Linked DNA regions of Mus musculus: regions 1, 3, 4 and 5 are each linked to region 2. The links are chromatin loops, found by intact Hi-C in ENCODE. Cell type or tissue: heart. All regions are shown on one strand. Links, peaks and the distances in the headings refer to the core of each region. The heading gives the core; the rest is flanking DNA. Region 1 overlaps Sardh (sarcosine dehydrogenase). Region 2 overlaps Fam163b (family with sequence similarity 163, member B). Region 3 overlaps Sardh (sarcosine dehydrogenase). Region 4 overlaps Gm13398 (a long non-coding RNA gene). Region 5 overlaps Dbh (dopamine beta hydroxylase).

Region 1 (6,090 bases), core at 518-5,517, 110 kb after region 2:
AAAGGCAGGTGGGAGGCACTGGGAGTTTAAGGTCAGCCTGGTCTACATAGTGAGTTCTGAGACAGTTAGAGCTTCATAGAGAGACCCTGCCTAAAGGGGGTGAGGGGATCCTATGTCAGGGGCAAGCTGGAGCTACTCCTAGGCCACTACAACCTTAGCAACTGGCCATCCAGCCCTCCTGTGCCTTCAGCCCGACCTCTTTGACGATCTAGGACCTACTAACTAGACTTGGGGTGCAGTCACCACCCACATTGCGCTACTCAACCCTGTGAACTTTTGTTTGACTCCTTACCTCCAGACAGTTTGGGGCAGGGGCCATTATCTTAGTGTCCCCCACCCTTCCCAGAACTAAAGTGGCATTTGGCCCAGAATCGCCGTCTAGTCAGTCTGTTTGTGGACATCTGGATTGTCCTCCAGTCCTGAGGCCCCACTGTGGCCATGGAGAGGGACAGAGGGGCAGGGGGGGGGCCTCAGAAGGTCCATCATTGCTGCTGGCCAACAAAGGGCTAGGTCATTTCTCAGTTCTTCTAGAGTCCCGGCTTTGTCTCATGCTAAGGTGGGAGACCATCCCACCCTGGCTTCTGGTATAGCTGAGTGCTAGCTCTCAGAAGCACTCAAGTTGGGTGAGGCCAAGGCACCTCTGCCTTTCCACCATGGGACCCTTGAGGGGGGTGTCTTACCTCCTCCCAAAAGATAGGGTTGGCCTCATAGCCACCCACAGACAAGGCATCCCCCTGCAGTCGGAGGTAGACAGAAGCATCGTGATCCCGGACATTGGGCATGTTCTGGAAGGCAAAGCAGAGAGACCACAAGCTTCAAGCAGCCTTTAGGACTGGTCCCTATGCACTGGGGAAGGCCCAGCTCTGGGTGGACTGTGGCACCTTCGCCTACACTGGAGATGAGCAGAAAGAGACAGACAGGAACACGTCGAAGAGGCCCTGCTCACAGTGCCTGAGTTCAGGACTGCTTTCAGAAGCACTGCCATATTTTCGATAACTAAATACTGTTTTAAAATAATAACAGTCAGCCCTTCCAAGACCAGCAGCACTAATACTCCAAAGATAAAGGAATCCCAGAGCAAAATAGCACAGGATTGTGGAGACCCCTGGTGGCCAGGAAGCCCATGCTCCTGTCTCGGCAGGATGTCCCTCCCCCTCAGTACTGCCTCTCCTAGGTTCAGCACACATGTGTCTGCCCAGCAACTCCACTGCTCTCTCCATACAGGAGTCCACCCTACTCGGGTGGACAATATGGCTCCACTCCAATTCTGTCCCCAAATCTTCCCCAGCTGCTTCAAACCCTGCTGACTGCTTCCTCCTGGAAGTCAGCCTGATTGCTGGACATCATCATCGCTACCCCCATGAGCTCCTGCTAGAGGCTAGTATTTGCTCACCACATCACCTTGCTCTGCTTCAGCACAGCCCCATACACAATTACTACCCATGCTGCAGAAAAGGAAGCAGCGCTGAGGCTGTGGCTCCGTTGGTAGACTGCTTGCCAGCACGTTTGAAATCCTCAGCAAGTTCTGTCTCCAGCACTGCATGGACTGGGCGTCGTGGTGCTAGACGATCAGGGATTCCAGGTCATCCTTGACTACAAAATTAGCCCAAGAGTAGCCTGAGCTACATGAGACCCAGACGGTGAGGCTGAGCACAAATAAGAAAAGGAGTGGGAGAGGAAAAGAAAGCTGGCCCAGCGAGATGGCTCACTGGGTAAAGGAGCTTGCCACTGAGACTGATAACCCCATGTCTGATCTCAGGTACCCACATGGTAGAAGGACCAACCTCATAACTTATTCTTTGACCTCCAGAGATGCACACACACACACACACACACACACACACAAATGCATGAATGCTATAAAAATGTTAAAGGAAGAAAAGGGAACCTGGAGGCTTAGAACAATGACTGCACCCTCCTAGGCTAAGTGGGAAGATGTGGACTTCTAATCCACAGCCTGGGCTCGGCCCTGGGCTTGGCATCTGCATGGGGTAACCATCACTCGGCAGAAGCAGATGGGAGGAAGATGAAAATGAAGAAACGGGCAAACCATGTCTTGAATGGGACGGGCCCATGGCCACAAGAAGGTCAGAGCAGAGCTGGCTAGGACCAGAGCAGCTTCTCAAAGCTACCACAGAAGATGGACACCCAAGCCTTGATTGAGCCCTTGTCTGTAGCCAGAGCCTGATATTATGGGAGGACAATATCCTACAGCACATGCAGGGAGCTTCCTCAGCTAACATGGGCAAGAAGACACCTGATACAAAGCCCTCAGCCTTAGGACTCTCCTCAGCACAGAGTGGAACCACAGCAGTGGGCAAGTCTGAGACCTGGCTCTGCCTCCTGCCTAGCCCCAGCACTAGGCAGGGCTAAACTCATAGAGCCTTCTCTATGGAGGGATGGGTCCTGAGAACTCTCTCATTACTCCAGACTGTACCCTGCACAGTCTTAAAACAGCGAAGCCCTATCCATATGCATACCCACAGGCACTCCGGGACCTTGCAGCTTGGCTCTGATTTTGAGATTCATGGGAGGGAGATAAATGAACCTGCAGGCTGTCCTAATGTTTCCCAGGAGGGAGACTTTAGCTAGGAGTGAGGAGTGGTGCCCCTCAGTGGACACCCTGTGGCTACCCTCAACCCAGGACACATCCACTGCCCCCCTCTCCCATTTACACCTTCTCAGGCTTAGGCTGGCGCTCCTGGGGCCCTTTATGGTCAGAGAGTGACCCCTGGTGGCCACCTGAGGAATAAGTTCTCCCCACAGCTCTGACCTTTGGTACAGGGTCAGCATGGTGTCTCTGTGAGTAAGGACATACTGTGTGTTCAGGGGGAGTTACTCTAGGAACAATGACAGGAGCCGACCAGACCCAGGTTTTTGTTGTGCTATCCCCTACATTCACACTGTGAAACGTCCAGACTTCACATCTTGGAGGCGGAAAGGAAGCCAGGTTCATGCAAAGTGGGGGAGGCAGGCCCTAGGAACAAGGCTTCTAGCATGGGCAAGAGGAGGTGTGCAGTTGTCTAAGACTATCATCACTGGGCCCTAAACAAGAGCAATCTGGCTTCTCATGCTATCCCCACCCCACAACCTATGGCTTAGATCTCTGAAATGTCAATCAAAATCAAAACCAAATGCTCTGTGACCTCCTCCATCATCCTCAAATCCCCACTGAGGTGTGGCCTTCTCCTCCTCCAAGGAGCTACCAAAAGATCAACTGGTCCTCCAGTCTTGGCTAGGGATGTTAGGCAGCCCATGCCCAGCCACATTTGATTGGCCTAAGGGAAGTCAGTTGTGTGACTTTGTATGGTCCTTTAGGACAGGCTCTGCCCTACACTGGGCCTCTGAACCCTGGGAGGGTTCCCTTCCAGAACCCTTCGAGGCTCCTTTGGGAGTTGCTCCTTTGCTTATCTGCAGGATCCCCTTTTCTCTTCAAGCAAAAACTGGGGTGGGGGGTCTCTCTCTCCCCACCACCACCCGGAGCAGGGTCTGGAACATGAAGCCCCTCCAGTCAGTACTGGCTGGAGACAGGATTAGATGCCCATTGAAAGAATTAGCAAGTAGGTGAATGATGGTGGAATAGAGGAAGGGAATGGTAAATGGGGAGGAGGGATGGGTCATGGATGGGTGGGTGGATGGAAGGCAATAAAGAAGGGATGGAAAGATGGATGATGAACAAGGGGATGGGGGAGTGGCTGCATAGATGGAAGAAGGCATAGAGGAGGAATGGAAGGTGGGAGGGTGGCAAGAAGGATAGAAGGAAAGAAATGAATGGTGAGAAAAGGATGGGAGGGCAAAAAGAATAAAGGGGGGCTGCAGACGGCTCAGAGTTAAGAGCACTGACTGATTTCCCAGGACCGGGGTTCTAGTCCCAGCACCCACACGGCAGCTCATAAGTGTGTGAGCATCCTCACACAGACAGACATGCATGCAAGCAAAACACCAGTGCACATAAGATAAAGATTTAAAGGATAGAGGGATGGAAAGAGAATGATGGAGGATAAAAGAGAGGGGAAGAAGGTAGGAAGAGGAGAGGAGGGTGGAAGGCGTGATGGGGAAGTAGTGGGTTTGATGGAGGAGGCAAGAGGGAAGAGGAAGATGTGCTCAGATGATTGGTGAGGGGAACGAGGAATCAGTGGTAAGGCACCAGAAAAGTCCCAGCCAACAACATAGGAAAGAAGACCAAGAGAGGGGAGAGCGGGAGGCACACAAGGTCTGGGGCTCCCTCAGCAGAGGCTCTCAGAGGTGCTGTGTGCCAGGAACCAGAGTCATAAGTCAGGACTTAGCACACTTGATTTCTCTGAAACTCAGGCCCAGGACACTGAACAAAGCCAAACTGGATGCCTATGGCCCAGCTTGGTAGCCATGATTACCAGACTAGAGATTCAAAGAGAAGCCAGGCCCTGGTGACCAAAGTAGCCTGCACCATCAAATTCACAGCGTCTGCCACCACCCAGAAGGTCCCCATTGCACCCAGAAGTGGAGTCTAAAGCTGAGGGTTGTGCCATTTGACTGTGTCCAAACTCGGGTTTTAGGGGAAGTCCTGAGTTCGCCAGCGCCATCACTTACCTGGATCCCCTCGATGCGCTCAGTGACGACGTAAGCATGGTGCATGGCCACCAGCGGGACCTTCACTCCAGCCATGCGGCCCACCTTGCTCGCCCACACTCCTGGAGGCAGAATGGAGAACACTCAGCTGCCACCCGAGTGGGCACGGGGCACCTCAGAATTCCTGCCTACCCTGACTTCCCACCCAAGAAAGGCGTCCTTTGTGGGTAGGACCTGAGCTGTGGGAGTCAGGGGAACAGCGTTCCAACCTGCACAGTTGACCACACAGGGTGTCTGGATGGAGCCATGCTCTGTCTCCACAGCTGCCACCCGCCGCACTCCAAAGTCGTCCGTCCGCACACGGATGCCAGTCACCGCACAGTTTTCAATGACCTGAAGTGGGAAAAAACTGCACCTTAACCATGTGGGGCTCTCTGACAGCCTGACCTCCATCTGTGATCCACTGGATGGGACCAGAGGATACTGCTTCTGTGAGGAACTCTTCCTGATTCATTTGGCCAGAGAAATGGAAGCCACATCACAAGACAGCAGAGCCCACTCCCTTCCTTAGTTGGAAAACTTACGCAGATGTGGCAGGGGTGGGGATACTCATTCAAAACAGCAAGGGATCGCTGGCTTTCTAGTAGGTAAGATTCATTTGAAAAATAGAAAATACTTGTACATCACTTTGGTTTTTAAAAAGATGTGTGTCTGTTTATTCCTTCATGAAAACAGAAACATGCTAAAATGCCCAGTCTTGCTGGGCTCTTTTTTTACTTCCTTTGTCTTTTTGTGTGTGCATGTTTGTGGTATGTGCATGTGGTTTGTATGGTATCTTGATGAGTGGGAGTCTGGACAGCTTTGTGTGCTGTGCTGGTTGGTTTTAAACGTCAACTTGATTCAACCTAGAATCACCGTGAGAGAGATTTAACTGAAGAATTATCTCGATCATGTTGGCCTATGAATGTATCTACGGAGAATTGACTTGGTTGTTAACTGCCCTAGTCCATGGTGGGCAGCACCATTCCCTATGCTGAGTCTGGACTGCATGAGTAAAGGAAGATAGCTGGGCATGGGTGTATTCATATACATATACATGTACACGTATATATCATATATCCTCTCTCCCTCTCCCTCTCCCTCTCCCTCTCTCTGTCTCTGTCTCTCTCTGTCTCTGTCTGTGTGTGTGTGTGTGTGTGTGTGTGTGTGTGTGTGTGTGTGTCTGCTCCTGAGTGTGGGATGTGATGTGGCTAACTGCTTGAGTTTCTACCTAGACTTCTCAATGATAAAACCATAACCTGGTTGTAAGACTAGTCAGCCCTGCAAGGCAGTGGTGGCGCACGCCTTTAATCCCAGCACTTGGGAGGCAGAGGCAGGCGGATTTCTGAGTTCAAGGCCAGCCTGGTCTACAGAGTGAGTTCCAGGACAGCCAGGGCTACACAGAGAAACCCTGTCTCGAAAAAAACAAAAAAAACTGGTCAGTCCTTTCCTTCCCTAAGTTATTTTTTGTCAGGGTGTTTTATCACAGCATCAAACATGAAA
Region 2 (6,090 bases), core at 543-5,542:
AAGAGCTTATGGGGACTCAGAACCCTCTCCCTCCCCCATACACATCTGTCTGGTTACAAGTATTTCTGCTACCTGGAAGCCCAAGGGCCCTGCGGTCCGGAGCGAGCAAAGAGCGGCCTACGGGGTTCCTGTCTAGACCTCTTCTGCATTTGTTCCCAATTTCACGCTCTGCAGGCTCCCAGATTCCTGCGTTCGTTCAATAATAAATAGATGGGAAAGTGTTCAGCAGCTCTGTGTGGCTGGGTTGGTCTCAGAGACACTAACCAGAGCCCACCACAAGGGAGGGCTGACAGGGGGCAGCTGCCAGCAGGGTTGGGATTTGTCCCCCTCCCCTCTCAGCTCCACCAGGGCCCTGAGGACCCAGGAAGGTTCCCAGGGGTTCATAATCTGTAGAGGACCCCATAAAATTCCCACAATGAGGAGACTAATGCACCTAGACGTAAGATTGGTTAGGAAGATGTTGGCACAAGATACACAGATGCCCTGAGCTTGCCTGCTTGGTGGCTTGCACTCCTGAAGTGTCCCCCAGAAGGAACATAGGGACCCATACATTCCACCAGCCTTCTCCAGGGTGTCGTAGGTGGAATATCTTCTCAGACCCCAGCCGAAAACTCAGTCAAACCAGATCACTGAGCCTAGCCATGTCTGGTGGGCAAGCCCATCTCACTCTAGGGCTCCCTCTAGGTGGATAACTTTTCCTGGTGGCTGAGGGAACCAGTCAACAGAAGCCCAGGCCTTCTGAAATCTCCTTGCAGAGATAACCTGACCCATATTCTATAGAAATAAAGAGACCTGGAAAGTGAGACCACCTACTGAGCGAAGAGAGATTGCCTATACCCAGTGGACTGAGCGAAGAGAGAGGCCGATATCCAGTGGACTGAGACTGTGCGGCAGGAGGAACCGTCCTGCAGTTCAAAGCCTTGTGGATTCCACTCCAGAAGGCTTCATGCTGATCAGCTCCAACCGACCCAAAGCCAAAGTGTCTCACCTACAGAGAATTCCCGAGGAAAAAAGTCCTGTCCCCATCCACACGAGTGTGGCTCAGAGCTGGGCAGCAGAGCTATGAGGGTGGGCGTGAAGACAGGAGCAGAGAAGAAACCAGGCTTCTCCAGGGTAAAAGCATGCCCTAGAGAAGAAGCCCAGGATGGTAAGGAAGCAGGAAATGGGAGTGGGACTGGGTTTTTCCCACTTCTTGAGATCCCTACACAGCTGGGGTTGTCTCAAACCTCTGGCAGGAGTCTCCATTCTGCCTGAACCCCAGAGAACCAACTTCCCACCCCAGAGCCATAGTAAAGGACCCAGGCTTGGGAATGGGGATGCAGAGATTAGAGGGGTGGGGGTTAGGTGGGGTACAGAGGGGATGAAGCTGCTGGCTGAGGGCTGAAGCTGGCTCCTTGGGTGTGTGAGTGATTGCTGGCCTCATGAACATGGCTGGAACCTGTTGGGCCCTGTTTTGGTGGGTTTACTCCAGGAGCCAGCAGATTTTTTTTTTCATCAGCTTCTGCCTGATCTAGGACTCAGTTTCCTAGACTGGGCTTGTATGCCCTCTCTTGGGTCTCCCTGAGGTACAGAGAGTTGGAGAGAACACGTGGAGGGTAGGGGAGAGCAAGAGGGAAAGTGGGGGCTGGGAAGACGGCTCATTGGGAAAAGTGCTTGCTGTAAAGTGCTTGCTGTATAAGCATGAGAAGCAGTCTGGTCTCCAGTGCTCATGTAGAAGCCTGTGTGGTGGCTCGGTCTAGAACCCCAGTACCAGGGAGGTAACTAGCCAGATAGTCAGTAAAATCAGCAAACCGAGGATTCAATGAGAGATGATGTCTCAAGAAATATTATTAAAAATATCGGAAAACAGTAGAGGAAGACATGGTATTAATTACACACAGACACACAGAGACAGACAGACACATAGACACACACAGAGACAAAGACATATAGACACACAGAGACAGACACACAGGCACACACACAGAGACAGAGAGACAAAGACAGATACACAGAAATACATACAAGACACACACACACATAGAAACACAAGACATACACAGAGAGAGAAACACACACAGATACACAGAGATAGACAGACACACACATACACAGACACACAGAGAGAAACACACAGACACACAGAGACAGACACACATACATAAAAACAAAAAAAGGTGACAGACAGGACCCACCTTGAACCTATCCTTATCTGATCTCCTATTGCACACAATCAGGGGGAAAAAGCCAGAATTCCCCTCCTGGGACTGCAGAACCTGATAGACAAATGAACACCATTGTCAATCAGGCATGGAGTGGTGGCCTCAGGCCGAGGAAGCCTGTGTGGGCTGTGTCCACAAGTGAGGTTCAGGGGCCTGTGCTAAGTGGCATAGGAAAGTATAGCTTATTCCCTCCTGTGTAGACAGGGAGTGGCTCTGCCCCACTAAAGAAGGAGCTTTGCTTCAGTGAGGGGTGAGCTTCTTCTGGGCTCAGTGGGCTAGGAGGAAATGCAGATGGCAGCAAGGTAAAGGACTCTGTCTTAGTCAATGTTCTATTGCTGCAAAGAGACACCATGACCAAGGCAACTCTTATAAAGGACATATCATTAGGGCTGGCTTACAGTTCAGAGGTTTAGTCCATTATCATCATGGTGGGAAGCATGGTGGCATGCAGGCAGATGTGATGAGAGAGGAGTGGCTGAGAGTTCTCCATCTGGATCTGCAGGCAGCAGGAAGAGACAGCCACTGGGCCTGGCTTGAGCTTCTGAAACCTCAAAGCCCACCCCCCAGTGACACACTTTGTCCAACAATGCCACACCTCCTAATAATGCCAGTCCCTATGAGGCTATGGGGCCATTTTCATTCAAACTACCAAAGACCGGCTGAACTCATCTGCTGCTCAAAGGTCTACCCTTCCCACCCCCTCTGAGATAGTCACACACCTGTCAAGGATTTGCACACACTTGGCTTCCATCCCTGTATATCTGGCCCTTCAATGGCCAACCTACTCTAACCAAGTTGGGATAGCTACTCTCCAACAGGAGGATGACTAGAAACATCCAAGGCATGAGCTAGAATCACTCAAGCTGGGTCTCTGACCTTGCTATCAAATTCTCCACTGGGCTTCCCAAACCCAAATCTTCACAGGTCACCACCTCAACTACATACCCTGGCTCTCTTCCCAGTGCCTCTCCATAACAGTAAGCACACACCCCGTAGTTAGTCTCTACACCAGGACAGATGTGATAGCCTCCACCTCCTCCTTCAGTCCCTAGGGCATCCGGGAAAGGCCTGTTATTATTCTTCACACAGGAAATAGCACAGGTCAATATTGGAAAGAGAAGCTCACACAGTCACACAGCAGAAACACGGGTGAGCGAGGGCGAGCATGCTACCCAGAGCTGACGTCTTCTCTCATCCCCAGGCTCAGCTGCCTAGAGGTGTGAGGACACAGGTTCCCTTATCACCGACCCCACCCCAGGAAAGACGAACTGGCTTCCTACCTGTTGTCAGTCCTCCGGCCACAAGGGGGCAGTACTGTAGCATTCAGTGGGGGGCTGAATCGGAATGCTGTTGTGTGGACTGGGTCGGTGGGGGAAAGCACCAGTGTGTGCTGAGTGTGGCAGTAGCACGTAGTGTGAGGAGGGGGTCTACTTCCTGTAGCCCCTTCCCTCCCCTGCCTGCTTCCAGTCAAGAGAGCTGCTGTTCCACTCAGTGCTTTTCTGGGGTTGCCCTTCTTCCTCTTACAGGTAACAAAGTGCAGTGGTCAGGTTTCAAAAACCTTTTGGTTGCTGTTGGCTTTCTGCTCGTTTGTTTGTTTGTTTGTTTGTTTGTTTAATAATAATGTGAAATTTTCTCTCCGAAGAGCTCAGCATAACTCTTGGTTCCAGTTCAGGGCCTGGAATATGGGCAGAGAGGGACAGGGTGGTGCAAGGCCTGGATAGCTGGAACTGTTATCACCCCATGAATTAACCGTGCAAACACTCTCTTAACCCTCACAGCATGTTATTCATGGCTGGAACATCTTCACAAAGAGAGCAGCAACGGAAGCTGCAGGCAGGGTGGGCGGGGCCAAGTCCAGGTGCCTTAAATTCAAGTCCCCCCACCACCACCCCCCTGAGCTGAAGAGAGGCCTGGAGACCCCTGCTGATGCACCTCAAGGGCTCAATGGTGTGAAGCCTGCAGGGCTGGCTCCTCTGTATGCTGGCTGTGGAAAGGGAAGCTATCAACTTGATGGGCAAGGGGAGGTAGAACAGTTGAGTGCAAGCTGAATGGGCACCATCCTGTTAGTCTTCCCCCAACCTAGCCTGAGATAGATAGGTGGTGATGGACCAGGTCTACAGGCCCCTCTCCGCTTGCTTGACCAGCCACACCCACTCACACTGCATTTACCAGACCCCTGCCTACCCTGCCATCTCTGCCTAACAGTCCTGGGGTGCAAGAAAACCCACAAATCCAAGCTGACAGCATGGTTCAGAACTCTGAACCCAACCAGGAATTCTAAACTGTGCTGAGGATCCCTCTGTGAAACACCCTGTGGGCAAAGTTGCTGGCAGATCATGTGTGGAACAGGACTGAGAGAGCCACTGGACACTGACACACACACACACACTCTCTCGCACACACACACACATTTGCACAGACACACACACACATACACACACACACACACACACACACACACACACACACACACTCACTGAACCTTTCAGCAAATGAACGTGCCAGGATACTGAAGGGCACTCTGGGTCTAGGCTCTGGGTCTCACTGCTCTGCATTAGCTCCAGGCTCCCCGAGCATCCATGCAAAGCCCTGAAAAAGGTGTTAGGCCAAGACTAGAGCATTCTGGGCTATTCTCAAAGGCCTAGCACTCTCTCCCTGCTCCAGCTCTCTCTCTAGGCTACCTTGTTCCACTGTATTAGCTCACTCTCTCTAGCTCACCCTCTCTAGGCTGCCCTGCAGCGCTGCAATAGCTCACTGTCTCTAGGCTGCCCTGCAGAGCTGCATTAGCTGCTGCTATGCCCCTGCCAAGTGGTGGCAGCTGTGAGACCACCAGTGTTTTAAGAAGCAGAAGGTTTGGCACACCTTGGTTTTCCCCCTGCCCTATGGCCTTCAATCTACCACTATGGCAGGCTGGGAGGCTCAGGTCCTGGGAAGCTGGGGTGGGGCAGTAACTGAAAAAGATGCAGGGCGCATCCGGTGCTCACTTTATCCTGTTCCCTCCCAAGCTTTACCTGCTGGAGACACTGCCAGCCAGTCCCCCATCATAGTCTGTCTACATTCCCCTGGGGCCTCATATCCTGGTGGATGGGTCTATGTTGGGGGCTTCTGAGTAGGTCCCAGACACACTTTACCAGCTCTGGGAGGGTGCTGGTGCCAGCAGCATAGGAGCCACACTCTAAGGACCCTGTGCTAACCAAAGAGTGCCAAGGCAAGGCCAGGCCCATAAGGCTCTCAGAATACATGTCTTACTCCTTGGGTCCCCACTCTGTCCCTCCGAGGCCTGGCTGGCTCCCTCTGTTTCAGGACAGGACAGTGTTGGACATGCAAGTGGCTAGCTTCTCTGACCTGGAAGGCCCGGCCATGTCTTCCTTGTAGTTTTGCTGTATCCCTAGCTGAGGCTGGAGCATGACTGGGCTGGTTTGCCCCAACCCCATATGCCCCAGAGGTGCCTCTAGCAGTTCTCAGGGCTTCTCTGAAAGGACCCAATCACCCATTGAGCATAGTCACAGGTCTCTGCTTGGATACTGTGTCCAACCCTGGATCTGGGTGGGGGCACTGGTAAGACTGGGCGGGAACAGACATACATCGAGTGAGAGCTGAGTCCATTTGAGTCAGTAAGTCGGAATGGCTTTGGGAGAGGAACAAGCTTCAGCCAGACCAGGGGGTTGATGGGAGTGATTGCTGGCAGGTGGGAATGAGCACTATCACGGGAGGCAGCCCAGCTGGGAAGCAAACCTGTCCCTTCAGCCTTGCACAAAACCACACTCCTGTGGTGCGCACCAGGCCTGAGCACCAGCCACGCCTATCACATCAAGGGACCCCACGCAGCCCATGCTCAGACCTCTGAGCATCAGTTTCCCCTCACAGTACTTGACATCATGTCTGCCTG
Region 3 (6,090 bases), core at 594-5,593, 100 kb after region 2:
AGTGTGGGTAGGAGCCACCACAGAGATGGTGTCATGAAATCCCCACTCAAAGGGCCCACATAAACTCCCAAGGAGGGCCACCCATTCTTCAGATGGGGGAATCTGAATTCCAGGTGGTTAAATTCGCCCCAAGGTTTAGACCAAGCTAAGAAGCCAGGGCATGAAGCTAGGCAGGTATGACTGGTATCTGTGACTGTTCCTAAGAAACTCTGAGAAGGCACAAGTGTCTGGCTCCTCTCTACTGTCCCACCATCCCCTGAGATCTGTCACATGGGTCAGATGCCTTCCCTGTCCCCCTCCTCTGTGACCTCAGGCTCTGAGTGGCTTCCTCCCCACTGCAGAGGTGAATAAAGAATCTATGAATCTCTTCTTCCACAGCTGCAACTCTAACTGTAGGCTTCACTCACCTTTCAGGGATAAGAGCTGAACTCCGGGAACCGGGGATCTACCTTAGTTAACCTGTTATGCCCAGTGCCCCTGTCAGCCATGACATCTTTGAGGCCCTCCCCAGTATCTCTCCTTCTCCAGCCAAACATACTTCCCCTGGTCTCTGAGGCCCTAGAAGGAATATCCATCTGCTTTAACTCTACAAGGTTTTCCAGACTGGCTCCTGGGTAGGATATAAAGTCTTCTCACTGGAGGATCACGAGGCTTCCCATCCCACTAAGTACCTCTCCTTGCCTAAGACCTCCAGGACTGAGGCTCTGAGCCCACCCTGCCGACTCTGCCTCCAGGACCAGTGAGAGAAAAGGCCCTGTTACTGAGGCCCTGAGTTTGCCCTGCAGTGAGTCGTGGACCTGGCTAACTGAGAAGCCGGATGAGGGTCACGCTGTAACGCGATGGGGCTGATCTGCAGGAAAGGGTTAATTTGCACACAAGTGGGCCTCAAAGCCTCTGTAGTCTGCTCTCAGGGGCTGTTCCTAGGAAGCTCTGGGGAGACCCCTACAGCATCCCAGAGGCCAGCGTGTGGGATGGTTCAGTGGATAAACTGAAACACTGAGGCACAGTTCCTCCCACTAACAGCAGCTAACAGTTGGTGTTGCCAAATATACATTCTCGAACAGTGTGTGAAAGGGCCTGCATTCCTCCTCAGGGGGATCCTCCAGTCTGTCCACACTGTGAGTCTGTGCTGGCATCCAGGGCGTGCCCATGTGGGTGTGGAAAGCCGGGCCACTGCAAGCAAGCCTTTAAAGGAGTCTTACCGCTGAGGTGCTCAGGACTCTCTCAGCTTCCTGGGTGCGGACAACTGACCTGTCGCCACAGCCTGAGGCACACTGGATCAGCCTGACTTGGGTGGCTGGGAGGATGCTGAGATGGAAAGGGGTATGAGAGGCCCAGGGCCTCCCAGTTACATAAACCGGTGGCCAAGAGTCTTTGCTCACCTGAGCTGTTTCCTGGGGGTTGAACCATCCCGGCCGTTCCCATCCCTGTCGCTCTTGAAACACACAGCCTTGTCCAAGCAGCTCCTGGTGAAGACAGAGAGAGCCCATCACACAAGGCCAGACACCACACAGGATACGGAGCCAGGGCACCTACCACTCATACCCAAGAGTGCTCAAGGAAGCAGGTAGCTGCTCCTCCCCAGAGCTCCCACAGCGCCCTTGCCTCACAAGAATCCATAATCTAGAGAATGAGCTGCCATGTGCTGAGCTGTGCCTGCCCCCCAGCAGCACATATACTGAAGCCCAAACCACTAGTCTCATAGTCCAGAGACTGAGCCTATAGGGAGAGCATTGGGGTTAAATAAGATCAAAGAGTGGGTCCCAATCCCAGAGTGCCAGTCCAGAGAAGGACCTGCTGGGATGTGCTGTGCTCTAAAGAGGACATAGCAAGACAGTGGTTGTCTGCAGCCAATAAGGCTTTAGTCAGGAACCATGTCAGGGACAACTTGATCTTGAGTCTTCCAGAAAACAGAGATGGTATCCCAAGAAGACTGTGGTGAGATGTCTGTCTCTCTCTATGCTCAGCCTGGCTGCTCTGATACATGCCTGTACATACTCACCATGCCCTCTACCACCCAGACCCCACCTCCTGCACTGCTGCAGCCCTGGGGCAGACACCCATGTCCATCCGTCCATCTGTCCGTGTGTGTGTGTGTGTGTGTGTGTGTGTGTGTGTGTGTGTGCACATCTGTGTGGAGGACAGAGAACAACCTTGGAAGTTCCCACATGCCATCCACCTTGTGTTATGAGAGAGGGTTTTTCATTGAACCTGAAGCTCACTGACTAGGCTAGGACCCTCCTGTCTCTGCCTCCCCAGTGCTGGGATCACTGAGGCACAAGGCCCATTTTTATATGTGGGCTCTTCATGCTTACATGCAAACACTGCACCACCTGAGCTATCTCCACCACCCGGAGGCTGCTTTCAGGACATCTGTCTCTCCACTTGGCCTAAAGCCCCTGTGGAAACTAGTCTCTTCCACCCAACCCTGCCACAGCACCCGACACAGACCTCAGGGAGCACAGCCCTACAGTAGAATATCCCACAAGTGTCTGTCACCCCAACCGCCAAGGCCCTCCAGGCTCCTCAGGTTGTCCGTGCCTGCATACCTCATGCAGGGGGTCTCTCCTCATGTTGCGTCCTGCCAGTGGCTCATCGTGTGGGAAGACAACCGAGTAGTTCTTGGCATAGGACTCATGGCTGCGCTCTCGGATCCAGCGGGTGTGGTCCGTGAGCGAGTGATGGAAACGCCTGCCACCAATATAAAGAGGATGGATCACCACTTGTGGACAACCTGTCAAGGATCCAACCTGCACCAAATCTGGGCCAGGGTTAGCCTCTTTACTCAGTCACAAACCACCTCTCTCACAAGTAACACAGCTAAGGATGTCATGAGACCAGTCCATGATCGATCTCTGCCAGGTAGGGTAAGGCAACCATATGTGTGGGCTCAAGATGCCCAGGTGTTGAGACTTGGTCTTTTGCTATGTATTATAATGCTAAATACTACCCTGAATTTAGACTAAATATGTCCACAACAGCCGGGGAGGTGAGTGGCCCATCTTTCCATCTTACAAATGCAGAAACTGTGGCTGAGAGAAGGAGTAGCCCAAGGCCACACATCTGGGGGTGTGGTTTCACAATGGGACCCATTTGCTCTGCTTTAAGAGAAGCATCTGCTGTGGTCTGGGGGCCCCTGGTGCTGAGGAAGCCCAGGGACCTTCCCTTGCAGGTGGGATCTAGAAGCACCTAGAACCTAATGCTGGCTGCCCTACACATGTCCCTTACTGAGGGTCTCTCATCGGTGAAGGTGGAGAAGCATATTATGTCCTTGACCTAGTTATAAACAGGTGGCACTGAAGAGAGACAGGCTTTGGTTCACACTGCCCCCCTCTGGCTCTCTCTGTGTGTCTGTCTCCCTCTGTGTGTCTGTGTCTCTCTCTTCTTTCTGTTTTTCTTACTCTCTCTCTCTCTCTCTCTCTCTCTCTCTCTCTCTCTCTCTCTCTCTCTCTCTCAGTCTACAGTGGGTCCCCAGGTATATTACACAGGTACAGATGATCCCAGCTGATCTGGTCCTTGCTGCTGGAAGGGGTAGCACTGAGAATGGCCCTGTGCCTCTGACCACACAGCTGGAGAAGGGCAGGTCATCCCGCTATGTTTTGCAGTGGGAGGAGTATGAACAGACCCTTCCCTAAAGCCTCTTGCAGCTGTATCATTTCTAGAACATTCATCTCCAGGAGGGAAAGTTTAAGCGTGGCTGCACAGTCTCTGAGGGGGTATAGAGCAGACCTCACAGCGCCAGAAGCTGGGTAGGGGTGGCATTCTGGGGTTTTCAGAGCCGGCCATCTGTCTTTGTGGCAACAGACATCACCTCCCTCATGGGTGCAATGTTCTCATCTAGCCAAGAAGAGACAAGCTGGCAGGGCTGTGGGACATCCTGAGCTGAGCCAGCAGTCCCTTCACCCAACTGTGTCCCTGTATCAGGTCAACAGGCAGCTGGGTTCCTTCAGGGGACTATTGGCCAAGAGCACATACTAACTGCAGACACAACAGACCAAGAAACAGTCTCTTGCCCAGCTGCTCAGTCCCTATGGTGCCTTGCAGTGCCTGGTATGGCCCCGGCAACGGACCATACTGCACAGGTCAATAAAACTATTCTATGAATGAGTCATGGAGCCTGGGTCAGACAGAATGGCAGTCTCCTGCTGCTTGCCTGGGAGCCCTTGCAGCAGGCCATAGAGCCCTAGGATGCCTTCAGGCTCCTGCCATCAGCATTTGGCCCAAGCTATATGGTTCAGTGCCCAGAGCTTCCACACAGACCCAAAGTCATTCTCTGTGCCCACACCAGCCTGCCCATGCTGACTGTCCTGCACCATAGGGCAGAGCCTGCCCAGTGTTGAGTCTGACTCATGTCAGGCCTTGGATTGAAGAAAGAGCCACCAGACTCAGCTCAGCTCCTGGTCCTTCACACTAACAATGATCCTGGCTAGGCCCGTCTCCCTAGCCACAGTCTCCCCGAGGAGACTGTGCCATAGAATGATGGAATCCTATTGGTGTGGATAGTGGGTCAGGTAGGACCCAGGCCAAGAGATCCTGGACACACAGAGACTACGGACTGCCCAACCCAGGCGCTCCTCCATGACACCTACCAACCATTGCCTTCTCCCCTTCCACCCTTGATGCCTCCACTTCCAAGAGATCATCTGGGTCTCAAGGAAGGTTCCTTCCTAAAACAGCCCTCGCCCCTGTGTCCTGCTGTCCCAACCAGCTACCCTGCCTTCTGACTCCAGCCACCATACTTGCCTGATGTCATAGCTGTACATGTCCTTCTCTGGGCGCCCGTGCACAATCCAATGGGCCAGCTCTTGTCCACAGCCACCACCCAACATCATGCCTGGTGAGACAGAAATGCAGGGCTACAACCTGCTTCCCTTGCCCCCCCCATCCAACTGTAAGCCCCTATCTCCAGGCAGCCCCACATGAACCCTGTCCTCATACTTGGATGTTGAGGGGCTACTTGCCTTCTAGCAGGGTTGCACTCTGCACCACACACAGCCCCACCCCCAATCTCTATACCATGGGGGAGTACCTCCCGGGCTCAGGGATATGGGGCCTCACCCGCATATGCCCCCTCACCTGCACTGTTGAAGCCACAGCCAAGGAAGAAGCCACGGAGTTCAGGAGCCTCCCCCATCAGGGGCTTATGGTCAGGTGTGAAGGATTCTGAAAAGAAGGAGAGGCCTCAGACTGCTGCAGGCCTCAGGCACTTGAGGTAGTCTGTCCTAGGACAATAGGGACTCAGAAGCAGCCCTTGGATACCTCCTTTGTTGAAACCTTCCATCCTTATAACCCAAGGTAATAATACTGTTACCTCCAGGGAGCCTCCCAGATTGCTCCTGTTCTTGTTCTCCTAAGCACTTGACCTATGTTCTAACCAGGTCTACCCCATGGGCCCAAATTCATCTCAGGAACACTGTCACTGTCCTACCAACAAGTGGCATTCCTCTGACCCATCATAGTGCTGCAACTTCCCTCAATGAACCACCATCTTTCTCTGTCATTCATTGCCCACTGAACATTAAGAATGAGGACTAGACCTTGCTAACAACCATGTACCCAGGCTTAGCATGGAGGCTAGCCAAGTGCTCTTGAATGAATGAATGAATGAATGAATGCATTTTCTTTACTATCAGGGTGCCTCGGAGATCAGAGGAAACTGTAGCCATAGTCATGAATTCATCTGTTTAACTCTTCAAGCAAGCCGCTCTGCCTCTCTGTGCCTTTGTTTCCTCTGTTGAATAATCAGGATCCCAGTACTGACTCTCCAGGGCTGGGTGAACCTACAAACAGCTGTACCCCACCTATCATATGCTTGGCCCTGGGAGGAAGCTCTACGCAAGACAGATTCCACCCAGTAGAGCTGATCGAACAGCAAGAAAGACAGAAATCAAACAGTCAAATAAGCGAAAATGAGGTTGTCTCATAGAAAGTACCCCAAGGTAAGCCAGATGCTCCCCACAATCCTGTATGCTATGAACTGTTACTGCCCAATGCTTTATCACAGAAGAGAAAGCTGTCTGGCTGGGCTCAGCTGTCTCCAGTCAGTCAGCAAAGGTGCACGGATCCAATGCCAGGTCCTTAGCACCTGCA
Region 4 (6,090 bases), core at 377-5,376, 83 kb before region 2:
ATCGTGACGACTGCAGGCTTCGGGGAGCTCAGGAGAGCTGGGCCGTGGACAGAAGCTCTTCCAGGCTTGCCTGCCTGAAATCCAGGTTCTACCACAGTTCCAGTGCCAACAAGCTACCCATGCAGGCCAGGGCAAGTGCATGCATTGTTAAATAGGACTCATGAAAATGCCCTGTGGTTTCCAGGTCTCCAGTGGCCAGCTCGCTCTGTCTGGCCCCATTCCTGGATTCTCAGTGCCCAGCCCATCAGCACAAAGTACCTGGGGAGAATGCAGGCCAGGAAGAAATTGCATCTGCAAGGAAAATATTGTTTTATAGAATTCAGTGGCCCATTCTGTAAACATTGTGGTTCTGCCTCAGGTTTTTTTCCTGCCTGTCTTCAGGGAGCACCTCCAGGGAGCACCTCCAGGGAGCACCAGGGAGCACTGGGCAGCCAGATGCCTGAGCTTAGGAAAATATGTGCTTTGGGTGAGTTGGCTGTTGCACAGGATGGACTTGGGGACTTTACCAGGCATGTGAGAGAATCCAGGAGTGGTGCTGGTTGGAGTTTTCCTCCAGAGGCTTATAGAGAGACAGTGTATGGATACACACGTGGATATGAATGTTTGTCTATGTACATCTGTATTTATGTATGCATGAGGATAATTATACATGTGTATGCATTTATCCGTGTGGTGTTTGTACTACGGTAGCAGCAGGGGTGAAGGGGTGGGAAGGAGTGTTCTCAAGAGCTGGAGTAAAACTGCCTATGAGCCAGGTCAGACATGGGAACACTTACAGGGAGAGTGCAAGGGGCTCACAGGCGCAAGACCAGTGCCTCCTTGGGGCAGACATGGCTTTCTGTTGTTATGGAAGAGAGTAGCTGGAAGCAGGTGGACACTCAACACTGCTGTGACCTTTTCCACTTATTAAGTGGACACAGGTTCTGGGCAGGGTTGCCACTAGGCTATAGATAGAAAAATCCTGGGCTTTCTATCAGATAAACTGGGGCTGTTGACTTTCTTCTCACTTGGGATAAAGGGTTTTAAGCACTGTGAGGTGCGTGTGGTATGCTCCAGAGCCCAGTAACCCTCGCTGCATCACCTATGTATCCTGAGGGAAGGGGGAGACATAGTGTTGCTGTCTTCAGAGGCAGGCAGAGGTGGCTCTCAGGACAGTTGGATGGTGCTACTGCCTGGCTGCCTTTCTTAGATAGGCCAGCAATCATCTGAGAGGGGAAAGACAGGGATGAGGAGGGGAAAGGCAGCCCAGGGTAGGAAGCTGAGACCATCCTTGTGGCAGTGATGAGCAGTGCCAGGTCATCCACCCATATGCTACCAAGTGCCTGGGACAGCCCTGGGACCCCTGGCTACTCCTCATCTTCTTTCTAGCCTCCTGTAAGGTTCTTCAAGGTCAACTCACAGTGCTGGAGGATCACCAGCTATGGGGAAAAAGGGGCGGGGTAACAGATGGGGCAAGAAAAGGGATCAGCACACAGACTACAGCTGGGCACCTGTGCAGAGGCCGGTGTCCCGGGCCGGGTGACTGCTCATCCTTGAAAGGCAGACGTCCTTGGGAGCCATGTTCTGGGAGACCCCTGTTTTCCTGTATGTCCCCTCCATTCCTGACACATTTATAGGACTCCAACCCACTCATAGGTGTTAGGAACATCTTACATAGGGGCAGGAAGAGGGAACAGGGGAAGCTGCTTTGTCCCCTCCACTGCCCCATCCATTTCTATACCTAGGCTCCTAAGAGCAGCTCCTGTTTGTTCCTGGGGTAACCCGGGATCGAACCCTCCCAGTGCGACTTGCCCTCTACAACCTCTGTCTCCTCATCTATACGACTAAGCCTGCAGAGTCTTAGCTGATACCTGTACCTGTCCTGCCCGGCGGGCACCCACCTCCTTGTGGCTAACACCCTCCCCAGGGTGCCGCCAGCTCTGTGGCCACTACGTAGCCACGGCTGCTTTTCTTGCTCAAGAATGACATTACGTTTTTTGGATAGCTGGGTACTTCTGGCCAGAAGTGGGCTAAGCCACAGTGCCACTGCTCTGCCCTGTCCCTCCCTTGAGTATTCACCAGTCTCCTGCCGTCCTGACCAGCCAACGTCAGGGTCAGGTCAAGACCCTGCCTGCTCCTTGTTCAGACTGAGCCCAGTTGGAGCCCCTGGGGCCGCAGGTGGCCTGGCACACTTCCTTTGAGTTATTTTTGGCTGGAGCTGGCCTGTGGACTCCTAGCCAAAAGCAATTAATAAATTTTCATCTTGTTTTGCTGACAGTTTAGATGATGCCCCAAAAAGTTCTGTCGGGAGGCCTGAGGGCACCTCAGGGGAGCAGAGGTGGACACACTACCTCCCCAGGGAGGGAGTGTGTGTGGTTGGAGAGGCAGAGGTGGTCAAGGCTGTCTGTTTATGACTGTGATGTGACCTTTCTGCCCCTATTGTCCTTTGTCCTGTACCAGCAGGGGACATTGCCTCCCACCTACAGCAAAGGACCCTGGGGTGCCCAGGATTTGGCCGCAGTCCTGGAAACTGTTTCGCAAGGGAGGCCAGGGTTTGCTCTGGGAGTGAAGGCTCTGTTTTTTGCCTCTGGGTAGGATTGGCCTTACAGAGGGTGAACCAGGTAGATGCTGGAAAGCTCCAGAACCCAGCTGGGATGGGCTTGAGGCCTTCTTCCTTACCCTGTATCCAGGCAGGATCTGCCCCTGCAGCTGTCCTCTTACCAGCAAACTGAGATGAGAAACAGACTCCAAATGCCCTCACTGCTGGAAGCTGCTGGGGGTGGAGGTGGTGGTTGGAGTGACTCTCGTGGTCTAAGAGCAGCACATCCTAGCCCTAGCCGGCTAGCAGTGGTTACGGTTCATACAGTGCTGAGCCCTTTTGCATTTGGTCTCATGGGTGCACTCCACACTGGCGCCCCTTTCCACCTGATTTCCTCACGTTCTGTCTCCTCTCTCCAGTCATAGACCTCACTGTAAGCAGAATTGAAAGCTGGGGATCCAGCCTCCACAGTGAGACATAGCCTAGCTCTTCATCCACCAGGGCAACAGCCTGCACACACAGCTGACTGGCACTTTCCCTTCAGCCAGTTTCCCAGGGTGCTGTTTGAGTGGTGCCAATTGGACATAGTATCCTAGCATTAAAGATGGGCTGACTACACTAATGCATCATATCATGGGGATTCTCCCATGGAGATGCTGTCTTGGCTATCTGTCTCTGTCTCTCTGTCTCTGTCTCTCTGTCTCTCTCTCTCATTGTTTTTGTTTGTTTGTTTGTTTGGTTGGTTTTTTTTTTGAGTCCCCTTCATCTAGATATAGACTGAAACAAAAATCACAGTCTACTTTGTACTGTCAAGGAAGGACCTTGCCCATTAAGGAGATCCTAGTGTCCAGGGGCTGGTGAATTGTGTGCACGTATACTCAGTACTGGGGCCTGTACTCCTATGACCTGTGCAATGCAGGGCCCTATAGGAGTTGTGGCCAGCAGGGGGCACTTCTGTGCTGGGCCTGGAGCTCTGCTGCTGGCTGATCACAGAGGCTGCTGAGATACTGCTGTTCCCAGACTGAGCAGCACTGAGCATCCAGGCAGGGGCGGCCAGCACTTCTGCTCATCTCTCTTTTTACCCTCTTTTCTCTAGTTAGTAGTATAGGTCCCTCTTTGTGCTGCTCCTCCCAGCTCGACTCTCATCCCTCCTGTTTAAAAGTCTAGACACCATATCTACGTTAACCCCCCCCCCCCAGGCCCTAGGGACCGGGCTGCAGATTGGCTATGTGGAATGGCCGGCAGCTCAGCAGTACTCTGGCTTGAGAATCCATCCTGGTTGCATTTGGATGGTGGGGCTCATGTGAAGGACCCCTCTCTCCCTAGATCTAAGTGTGGCAAGCCTCACACACTTTCCCGGCTAACTAATACTCCAGAACATGCAGGTTCTCAGAGAAAGGCTAGTCCCGATACCAAATGGCCCTTCAGAAGTGCAGAGGGCACTCTCTTGGATACCTAGGGTCCTTAGCCCCAGGATCCAGTGCTCCATCTAATCTGTATGAAGTGCCACGTGCTTCTGTTTGCTCACTGGTGCTCAGGACTGGCATCTGCAAGAGTTCTCCTCCTCCACTTCACCCCCAAAGCTGGCTGGCCTGGTGTAGACTTGACCTGGAACCAGCTCCTGGCCTCTGGGAAGCCCAGCTGTAGCTGCCTTGGCCTTCCCCCCAGCAGGAGCTGAAACCCTTGACTTCTCCAGTCTCTGGCTGGCGAGCAGCAGCCAGGCCTCCGGGAAGGATTCCTGGGGTGCGGTGTTGGTGGCTGGCTGCAGTACAGGGCATGGATCCCTGCAAGGCAGGCTCTCTCCTGGGAACTCTTGTCTGTCTGTCTGTCTGTCTGTCTGTCTGTCTGTCTTGCTCCAGCTGATTGGGTGGTCTGGGAGGGGACAGATGTGAAGCAAGCATGTGTGCAAGCATGTGTAGCTGGTGTCTGGTAGGTACTCATGGGAAACCACACCTCAGGGACACCGTGTGTTTAGGGACCATGCTGGAACAGGACACTGGTGTATCCCTGGAGGGACAAAGGATGTTAGAACCTGCTGTCAAGGCTCTAGTCACTTTTTATTGACCTTGGACACAGCACCCAACTTTCCTGCCCTTTAGAAGCCTCTGCTGTAGAATCGGGTGGCAGCCCAACCCACCAGGAAGGGCCATCTCAGAAGTTAGATGGACTGTTTCCTGCAGTGGATTGGGAACCACAGTGGCCAAAGAGCCAGGCATGAAGCCCAGCAGGGTGCTGCAATGGTCTTTTGTTTATCGGTGTACCTACAGTCCTCTACCACACATGGGTAACTGAGAAAGTTCATGAACTCACCCAGCATCACCACTGACCTCTGTTGCTAGTGAGTTAAAATAGAAATTTAAAGTATTGGTACAGCCTGGATAAGAGGTTGTAAATATGGCTCAGCAGATGCAGGGCTTGCTGCACAAGCTTGACGATCTGGGTTTGGATCCCGCCACCTATGTAAAAGCTGGGTCCAAGAATAACCTCATTTCTGCAGGACAGAGAGAGGCAGAAGCCTGGGGGCTTGCTGGTGAGCCAGACAGCCAAAGCAGCAAGCTCTAGGTCCAGTGAGGAGCCATGTTTAAGAATTAAATAAGGTGGCAAGCCATAAATGAAGATACCCAGGGCCCATCTCTGGCCTCTCCAAGTGTATCTGCACAGACACAAAATAAACAAAGCTGCAAACAGCTAAGACCTGGGTGTTCTTCACACATCATATTCTGAGAACTACTAGATCTGGGCTGAGGACCTGGAGGGGAAACTGAGGCTGTGATACTGAGTCCTGGCTTTTAGGGTTCTGTCAGGCAGGCAGACACCTCCTGAGATGAGTGACTGCAGAGAGAAAGGTGTGTACAAGGCAATCTAGGAGCATGTGACCGGGAAGGAATCAGAGTGTTTGCACACATATATGTGCACACAGAACACACATACACACACAGTTGGGAGTACATGATGCCTGAGTGGGTGTTTGACCTTGACACCTGAATGACAGAGCAGGTAAAGCTGCCTGTCCTGTCCTGTTTAATTTTTGTGAACTTGAAACAAACCTAGACATACCTGAGAAGAAGAAAACTCAACCGAAGAATTTCCTCCATCAGATTGGCCTGTGGGCATGTCCATGGGCCTTTTCTTAATTGTTAGTAGCCAGCTAACATAGGAGGGCCCAGCTGTATGGGCCTGTGGGCCTGGCCAGTATAAAAAAGCTCACTGAGTCACGGGGAACAAGACTATACATAGCACTGTGTGGTCTCTGCTTCAGTTCCTGCCTTGGTTTTCAATGACGTGGGCTGTAACCTGTAAGTCAAGCAAACCCTTTTCTCCCCAGGTTGCTTCTGGTCACAGTGTTTGACACAGCAACAGGAACCAATGAGGATTCTGCCTCTAGAGGTCCTTCAGGCTGGAGGGAGCCAGCAGAGAGCTACAGGGAAGTCTGAGCAGGGATCAGGAGTGGAGAGTGTCCTGGTGGTGTGAGTGGGAGGGCAGCCCTCTCACCCTGGTTCATATGCAGAAGAAAGCTGGCCATTGTAGAGCATAATCAGGATTCAAGGACAGTTTGACCACTTTCTTAAATT
Region 5 (6,090 bases), core at 321-5,320, 52 kb after region 2:
GTGTGTGCGCATGTGTGTGTGTGTGTGTGTGTGTGTGTGTGTGTGTGTGTGTGTGTGTTCTAGCTAAGGCCAGAAGAGGGTATTGGATCCCTTGAAGATGGAGTTAGGTGGTTGTGAGCCTTCCAACCAGGGTGCTGGGAACTGAACCCAAGTCCTCTGAAAGAGCAACAAGCACTTTTAGCAGCTGAGCCATCTCTGTGTAACCCCACACAGTACATTTTAACTGCTTTTGTTATAGGAGTATCCAAACTTCCAAATGGGACTCACCTTTTACAGGCTGTGCAGCCTCCCTCATATCACGTTTCACCAAGCAGGGACTAGGGGAGGCAGCAAAGTACCCAGTGTCCCTGAGGCCATGCAAGCACAAGGTGACATAGCAGGAGCCTCGGCTTCTGTAGCAAGCAGACAGTGGCTCCTTGCCTGTGCCAGGCTGCCCTCATTCTCAGCTGCACCGCTGTCTTAGCTGGGCTCTCTTCCCACCTGGCAAGAAGCTGCTGTGGAGCTGGTGAGGAATTTCCTACATGGAGGTCTACTCAGTAAGGACGGGGAGAGCCAGCAATGGGGATCTCACAGAGCCCTCCCTAGACTGTCGGTGACGTCTTCGCACTCATGCTGTGGCAGTTGTGATGGTTGCCCGTGGTCTGAGGGCAGGCAGCGCACAGACCTGCACCTCTCAGTTGTCTGCAGCCTCTGTTCATTTCTGCTAACATCTGCTCTCGCCCTTTGCAAGTTCCTCTGGCTGCCTGCCATCAGTCTTACTGTCTGGAGCTTTTTTGATGTCACAGATGTGACTTTACTGTCTGCTATGTGTCCTGCCTTCTTTGCTGGCTGACCCCCTGCTTCTTACAGTGACCTGTCATGGAATTGTACATATTCCTGGACTGAAGACAGGGAGATCCAGGCCTGCCAAGAGAGGACACATAGCCCAAAGCTGCACTGCGGAGCCAGGTTTCTTTGTTACAGAGCTCATAGTGAAGGTTCCTTCCCAGTGTACTCATGGGATGACACCTGTTCTCAAGAGTCCTCCGTACCTGAGCGCCTGGTCTTTGAAGTATTAGCTAGGCCTAATGTTCTCAGGCTGAGACACATCTGTTCTTATACTCAATCAAAAGCTTTAGCCTGGGGCCAGGGTGAGAAATCAACTTTCCTCCCAAGTCAAAACGGACAGGTCAGGAGGGGTGATGCTGGCTTCTTAGACCTGTGTCTATGGATCACATTCTGCCATACACCTGCAACCCTGGCTCACTAGACAGCATATGTTGTCACAGTTTAGTCCTGAAGGCCTCAGTTTTCATTGCAAGGGGGATAAAGAGATCCACAATGTGAAAAGCAGGGACAATAGCCGGCCAGAGCAAGACAGAAGGTTCAGAAGTAAAGGCAGACGAGTTGAAGAAAGCACAGCAGTCTAGGGTCATCGGATGCCAGCTGCCGGCACCAGGATCTTCAGCTCTGGCTGGCAGTGTGAGAGGAGCCAAGGACCATGGCAGGGTCATGAATGGTGGCATGTTTAATGGTCCATCCGAGAACACTTGGTATCTAAAAATATGAACACAGATGAGGGAAACAACTGTTCCTTGGAACTGCCCGAATGCCTTAATGAGAAAAGGGGGCCTCCCCACATTAGGGCTGGCAATCTTTCTGCCACTGGCTTAGTGGTCAACATCACTGCTGTTGACCAGGGTCACAGTGACCTCAGAGAGAATACGGCCTTTTGTGCACAGTCCCTGCCTGGGCCCCTGCATATGGTGGGAATTGCAAACATCAATTGACAGGGAGCCCACAAGAAGGAAGCTCCTATCCTGCCAGCATTGGAAGGGCTTCAGAGGTCTGCAGGCTGAGGAGAAGGAGAACTCAGCTCTTGGGGACCCCCAAGGAGACCAAAGGAGAGGGGTGTCATCTGCCCTGAACATGTTCTGTAGTCTGGCTGCTGGTTGGGGTTTCAAGGGCCTGGGCTTCTGGCCACCATACGCTCTTGAACAAGCCACTCTCTGGCAGGTTTATGATAGAGATCAGAGAGAATCACGTGAAAAAAGCAATTGTTCTGGTAAGCCCAGGGATGCTGCCTCTGCTCTGGGTCCTTGTCCCTTTCCTCTGGTGTCTGATTCTGCTCTTCCCACAGGCACTGCAGGACTCCGGAATCCACATCTTTGCCTCTCAGCTTCATACACACCTGACGGGCAGGAAGGTGGTTACTGTGCTCGCCAGGGATGGCCAAGAGAGGAAGGTGGTGAACAGGGACAACCACTACAGCCCCCACTTCCAGGTGACGACCTGCCTGTCACCAGCCTCCAAGGCCTTCTGTTTCCCAGGGCTGACCTCTGACCTTGGGTGATGGTCCCTGACCCAGGCTACAATGTCTTGGTGATGACTCGATTGAGTTTGTCTTCCCCTGATTGAAGCCCACATTTGGTCAGTCCTGACATTCCCCAGGCAGAACTGAAACCCAGGGAGGGTTTGGTGGGGAAGAACAAGGTGATTGGATCAGGGTCCACAGCTCTTTCCATCTCCTCTCTTCCTGATTGCAGGAGATCAGAATGCTGAAGAAGGTTGTGACAGTCTACCCGGTGAGTGCCCGGCTGGGGCAGAAGATATTTGGACAGTACTGTGCCCGAGAGACAGAGAACAGAGGGGCAGGCACAGCTGGGCTGGGTAAGGTACATGTGGGCTTCATGGCACAGAGGGGACATTGCCTGGTATCTTCAGCTTAACCACAACCTCAAAGAGTTTCATCCCCTGACAACACTGGAAAGAGATGGGGGTGCCAAGATGTAGTCTTTGCCCACACAGAACTGGGGATCCAACATGGCCAGCCAGACCATGAGGCCACTGATGGATATAAGTGCCAGGGATGCTTAGATTCGGAACCTCACTGTGGAGGATGCTGGGGTCCTCTTGGGAGGTCACACATCATAGTGGCTTGGTCACCATGGAGGTGAGCTGAGCAGCCCTGTCTGCACTGGGTGGGCAGGAGCTGATGTATCTGCTGCCTCTCTCTCCAGGGGGACGTACTCATCACTTCATGCACATACAACACAGAAAACAAGACGCTGGCCACAGTGGTAAGTCACACTGGCTTTTTCAGCCACCCACACAGAGAAATGAACAGCCCAGAGTCTGCTTAAAGATTTCTAAACATTCCCAGGGTTGAGTGTAGGCTGCCAGAGGCAGGACTGCCCCTCCTGCATTCCCCGAATGGATCGACCATCTCAGGGGAAGCTTCTGAAGCCCGATCTCTAGCAACTCTTCTCCCCCAGACTCCTAGTTCCTGTGACACAGGCAGCATGCTGGACTCTGCACTTACCCCACTGAGTCCAACACGGAGGTAACACTGTCAATACAGCTTCAGGACTTCATCTGAGCACCACTAAGATGGACTCTCATTGGTACCCATGTGCTCAGTGTCTCTCTGACATGGGAGGGAGCCAAGAAGTACTTTGAAATTCAAAAGTCCACCTGGGGAGATATCTGCTACAGGAGATAACCAAAATGACAGGGTCACAGAAACTTCAGCAGACATTTCCCAGAGATGACAGGAAGGATGTGAGAGTTGGGGAGAGATGGAAAAGAGCTTTGGCTGGCAGCATGAGCCAGGAGCCTCAGAGGAAAAAGGTTGTTCTTAGGATGTTCAGCTGTGGGGGAGTGTGGCGATGTGGGCAGCACCAGGCAGGTAGATGGGGTCAGCCACACTAGGGAAGTGACCTGGGTCTTGTCTGGGGCTGGACTGTGGATAGCCCAGGGAGGAGGAGTACCTGGTGCGAGGACTATTTTCAAAGTGAGATATGCAGGAAATGTGTCATCCAGCTGGAGCACGTTGGACAAGGAAGAGGGATGTTTTCCATGGTTTAGTGGGGGAATAGTGGGGACACTATTCCCAGTCATTAATTTTACTAACCTTCTAATTGATCCTGTACACCCAATAATTAGCACATGGGCCGCATCCCACCCTGGCATCCCTCAACCCTGGGAACTCCTACCAATACTGAGCACTGTTCTCTGCACCGTATCCTGGGCCTTCAGCCACGGTCCAGGGTTCCCCACTCTGTTTCACATGTGTTCTTTAAATAGCCTTCTTGTGAGATGACTCACATTCCACACAGCTGAAGTGTGTGAAGTGTGCAGCTTGTTGCCTGGAAGCACGTTCACAGATCCATGCACACAGTCAGGCCTCAGCTATTGCCTCCAGTCCCCTCGCCCAGCCCAACACAGATCCGCTTGCTCTAGATGTTTCTATTCTGGACATTTCTCATCACTGGATTTAGAGGCTATGCAGCCTGCTGTGGCTGGATTCTTTCCCGTACATTTAATCCGTCTTAGTCTCGTGCCGGTATCTAAGGCAAGCATGTCCCCAGATGCTTTCACAGGCCTCGGCTCCTTTTACAGGTGCATCTGCTATGGGTAGAGGCAGGGAGGCACCTGCCAGTCACTGGTGGAAGAGAGCTAGAGGCGCTTCTGCCAGGGCTGTGTTCCTGCCTTTTCTGATTCATAGTGCCTTAGTTGTGTTGGGATGTTATGGCCACTGGCCTGGCAAGCAACTAAAATATCAGATGCTAGGTCTTCAAGTCCAAGCTTCAAGATACAAGTCCTTGGCTGTTTAGGGCTCAGGACTTCGGGGGTGGGATGGGAGGCTTTATCTGAGATCAGAGGAAATGGGAGCTTCCAGAGGCGGACCTGAGCTTCCCACCTCGGACTACCTGTGGATCCAAAGAAATAGTGGATTTTGAAATGCAGCTTCCTTCCCAAAGTGAGAGAGAGGATGGAAGGAGAATCTACTCCTGGCATCCAGGCTATGTTCTTATTCTTGATCTCTGAGGCAACAGTGCTGGGGGGGAGTGTTGGGGGTCCCCATGCTCACTGAGAGCTATGAAAACTGAAGCGTGGGGGCTTGGGGCATGCAGACGCTGCAGGAAGACCCATCTAGCACACAGCGAGCAGGCCAACTTCTTATGATGAACTTCCTTCCCCCGCTCCTCCATAGAGATACCCAGGCCCCAACCACCCAAGCAGGGGCCAGCCGAGCTTTGCCCCACCCATGTGGTCTGTCATGAATTAGTGAAGGCCTTTCTATCTTTAACCAGTTCTAACCAGCCAAATAAAATCTCCCTCCCAACATCATGTTCACAAAGAGCCAGGATCCTGGAGAGAGGCTAAGACAGCTTTGGCCTGGGCTCTCCGCCGTTCCTGACACTGATCTGATGCAGACGGAGCTCTTTCTCCCCCCACCCCGACTCAGGGTTAGTTCACTAGCTCTCAGAGCACAAAGTAAGCAGTAGGAATGTCACCTGCTCTGTCCCTTCCATAGTGTGGCTAGGTGGCCTGGGTTCCTGAGACTGTTCCTTGTACTAGCATCTCTGCAGTACCAATATGACTTTTAGCCAGTGAGGTTTGTAATATGTAGGGAGGTCAGTTCCCACTGGGGTCATGGGGTCTTGTCCCCTGCTCCCTAAGACTCCGTTGCGGTAACCCATAAGATAGGAACAGCAAGGCTCTGTCATTTTGTTTCTGGCTTTTTAAAAAGTCACTATCTGGTGCCTATTCACTGGGTCTCTCTCTGTTCTCCCTACCATTAGCAAACCCCATGAGTGTGTGGGGGGGACCTCCCTCCTGGCTCTATCCTGGGGACAGGAGAGTTTTGGGGGGGACCTCCCTCTTGGCTCTATCCTGGGGGCAGGGGAGTTTTAGATGCTACCCTGCTGCAAGAAGGCAAACAAGTAGTCACAAGAAAGCCACAAACAGGCAGGGTGCTGAGAGCGATGTGCTGAGGGCTGATGGGGTCTTCTCTCTCCTGCAGGGGGGGTTTGGAATCTTGGAGGAGATGTGTGTCAACTATGTGCACTACTACCCCCAGACAGAGCTGGAACTCTGCAAGAGTGCCGTGGACGACGGCTTCCTACAGAAATACTTCCACATGGTAAACAGGTGAAGCACTTTTTGCTTTCTGCCCCTGGGGAACCCAGCATGGACAGCCTCTGTACCCTGTACCCTGCACCATGCTCCCTGCCCCACATCTTCTCCTATTAGGAGTCTGGGTGGCCAAATGCAAACTTTGAGCTAAGTTCTTGGAGCAAAGTTAGCATGCATGCCATCAGACCT

Evidence for each region. Peaks named below come from ENCODE experiments on the same cell type or tissue, not always from the same donor. Only the 100,000 strongest peaks of a DNase experiment are listed, where the experiment ranks them.
Region 1: it touches region 2 in a loop (4-fold over the local background); 22 of 42 quality-filtered maps call a loop at or near these places.
Region 3: a loop joins it to region 2, with 5 times the contacts of the local background. A loop is called at or near these places in 22 of 42 quality-filtered maps.
Region 4: a loop joins it to region 2, with 3 times the contacts of the local background. A loop is called at or near these places in 13 of 42 quality-filtered maps.
Region 5: a loop joins it to region 2, with 1.9 times the contacts of the local background. A loop is called at or near these places in 5 of 42 quality-filtered maps.

What each region holds. Positions count from the first base shown.
Region 1 is chr2:27,234,798-27,240,887 of GRCm38, forward strand. It overlaps Sardh (sarcosine dehydrogenase), which reads right to left. Exons shown (of 21, transcript NM_138665.2): 5 at 4,818-4,941; 6 at 4,570-4,670; 7 at 681-785. Among named protein-coding and RNA genes, the nearest start is that of Sardh, 9.5 kb to the right of the region's middle. In heart, for the core only: CTCF peaks have their summits at 1,118 (motif pointing left) and 2,736 (motif pointing left); DNase peaks (open chromatin) are centred at 1,144 and 2,738; H3K27ac peaks cover 524 bases; H3K27me3 peaks cover 1,088 bases.
Region 2 is chr2:27,122,660-27,128,749 of GRCm38, forward strand. The region is part of intron 1 of Fam163b (family with sequence similarity 163, member B); the gene reads right to left. Among named protein-coding and RNA genes, the nearest start is that of Fam163b, 17 kb to the right of the region's middle. In heart, for the core only: CTCF peaks have their summits at 648 and 3,506 (motif pointing right); a DNase peak (open chromatin) is centred at 3,502; H3K27ac peaks cover 654 bases; H3K27me3 peaks cover 1,112 bases.
Region 3 is chr2:27,225,695-27,231,784 of GRCm38, forward strand. It overlaps Sardh (sarcosine dehydrogenase), which reads right to left. Exons shown (of 21, transcript NM_138665.2): 9 at 5,077-5,163; 10 at 4,744-4,834; 11 at 2,550-2,691; 12 at 1,383-1,466. Among named protein-coding and RNA genes, the nearest start is that of Sardh, 19 kb to the right of the region's middle. In heart, for the core only: a CTCF peak has its summit at 3,325 (motif pointing left); a DNase peak (open chromatin) is centred at 3,946; H3K27ac peaks cover 3,064 bases; H3K27me3 peaks cover 792 bases.
Region 4 is chr2:27,040,195-27,046,284 of GRCm38, forward strand. It overlaps Gm13398 (a long non-coding RNA gene), which reads left to right. Exons shown (of 3, transcript XR_374184.2): 3 at 1-664. Among named protein-coding and RNA genes, the nearest start is that of Gm13398, 6.6 kb to the left of the region's middle. In heart, for the core only: a CTCF peak has its summit at 3,458 (motif pointing right); DNase peaks (open chromatin) are centred at 2,337, 3,497, 4,227 and 4,607; H3K27ac peaks cover 910 bases; H3K27me3 peaks cover 563 bases.
Region 5 is chr2:27,175,189-27,181,278 of GRCm38, forward strand. Dbh (dopamine beta hydroxylase) reads left to right here. Exons shown (of 12, transcript NM_138942.3): 7 at 2,120-2,263; 8 at 2,526-2,564; 9 at 3,000-3,059; 10 at 5,789-5,916. Among named protein-coding and RNA genes, the nearest start is that of Dbh, 13 kb to the left of the region's middle. In heart, for the core only: no CTCF peak of the experiment used is centred there; no DNase peak of the experiment used is centred there; H3K27ac peaks cover 3,381 bases.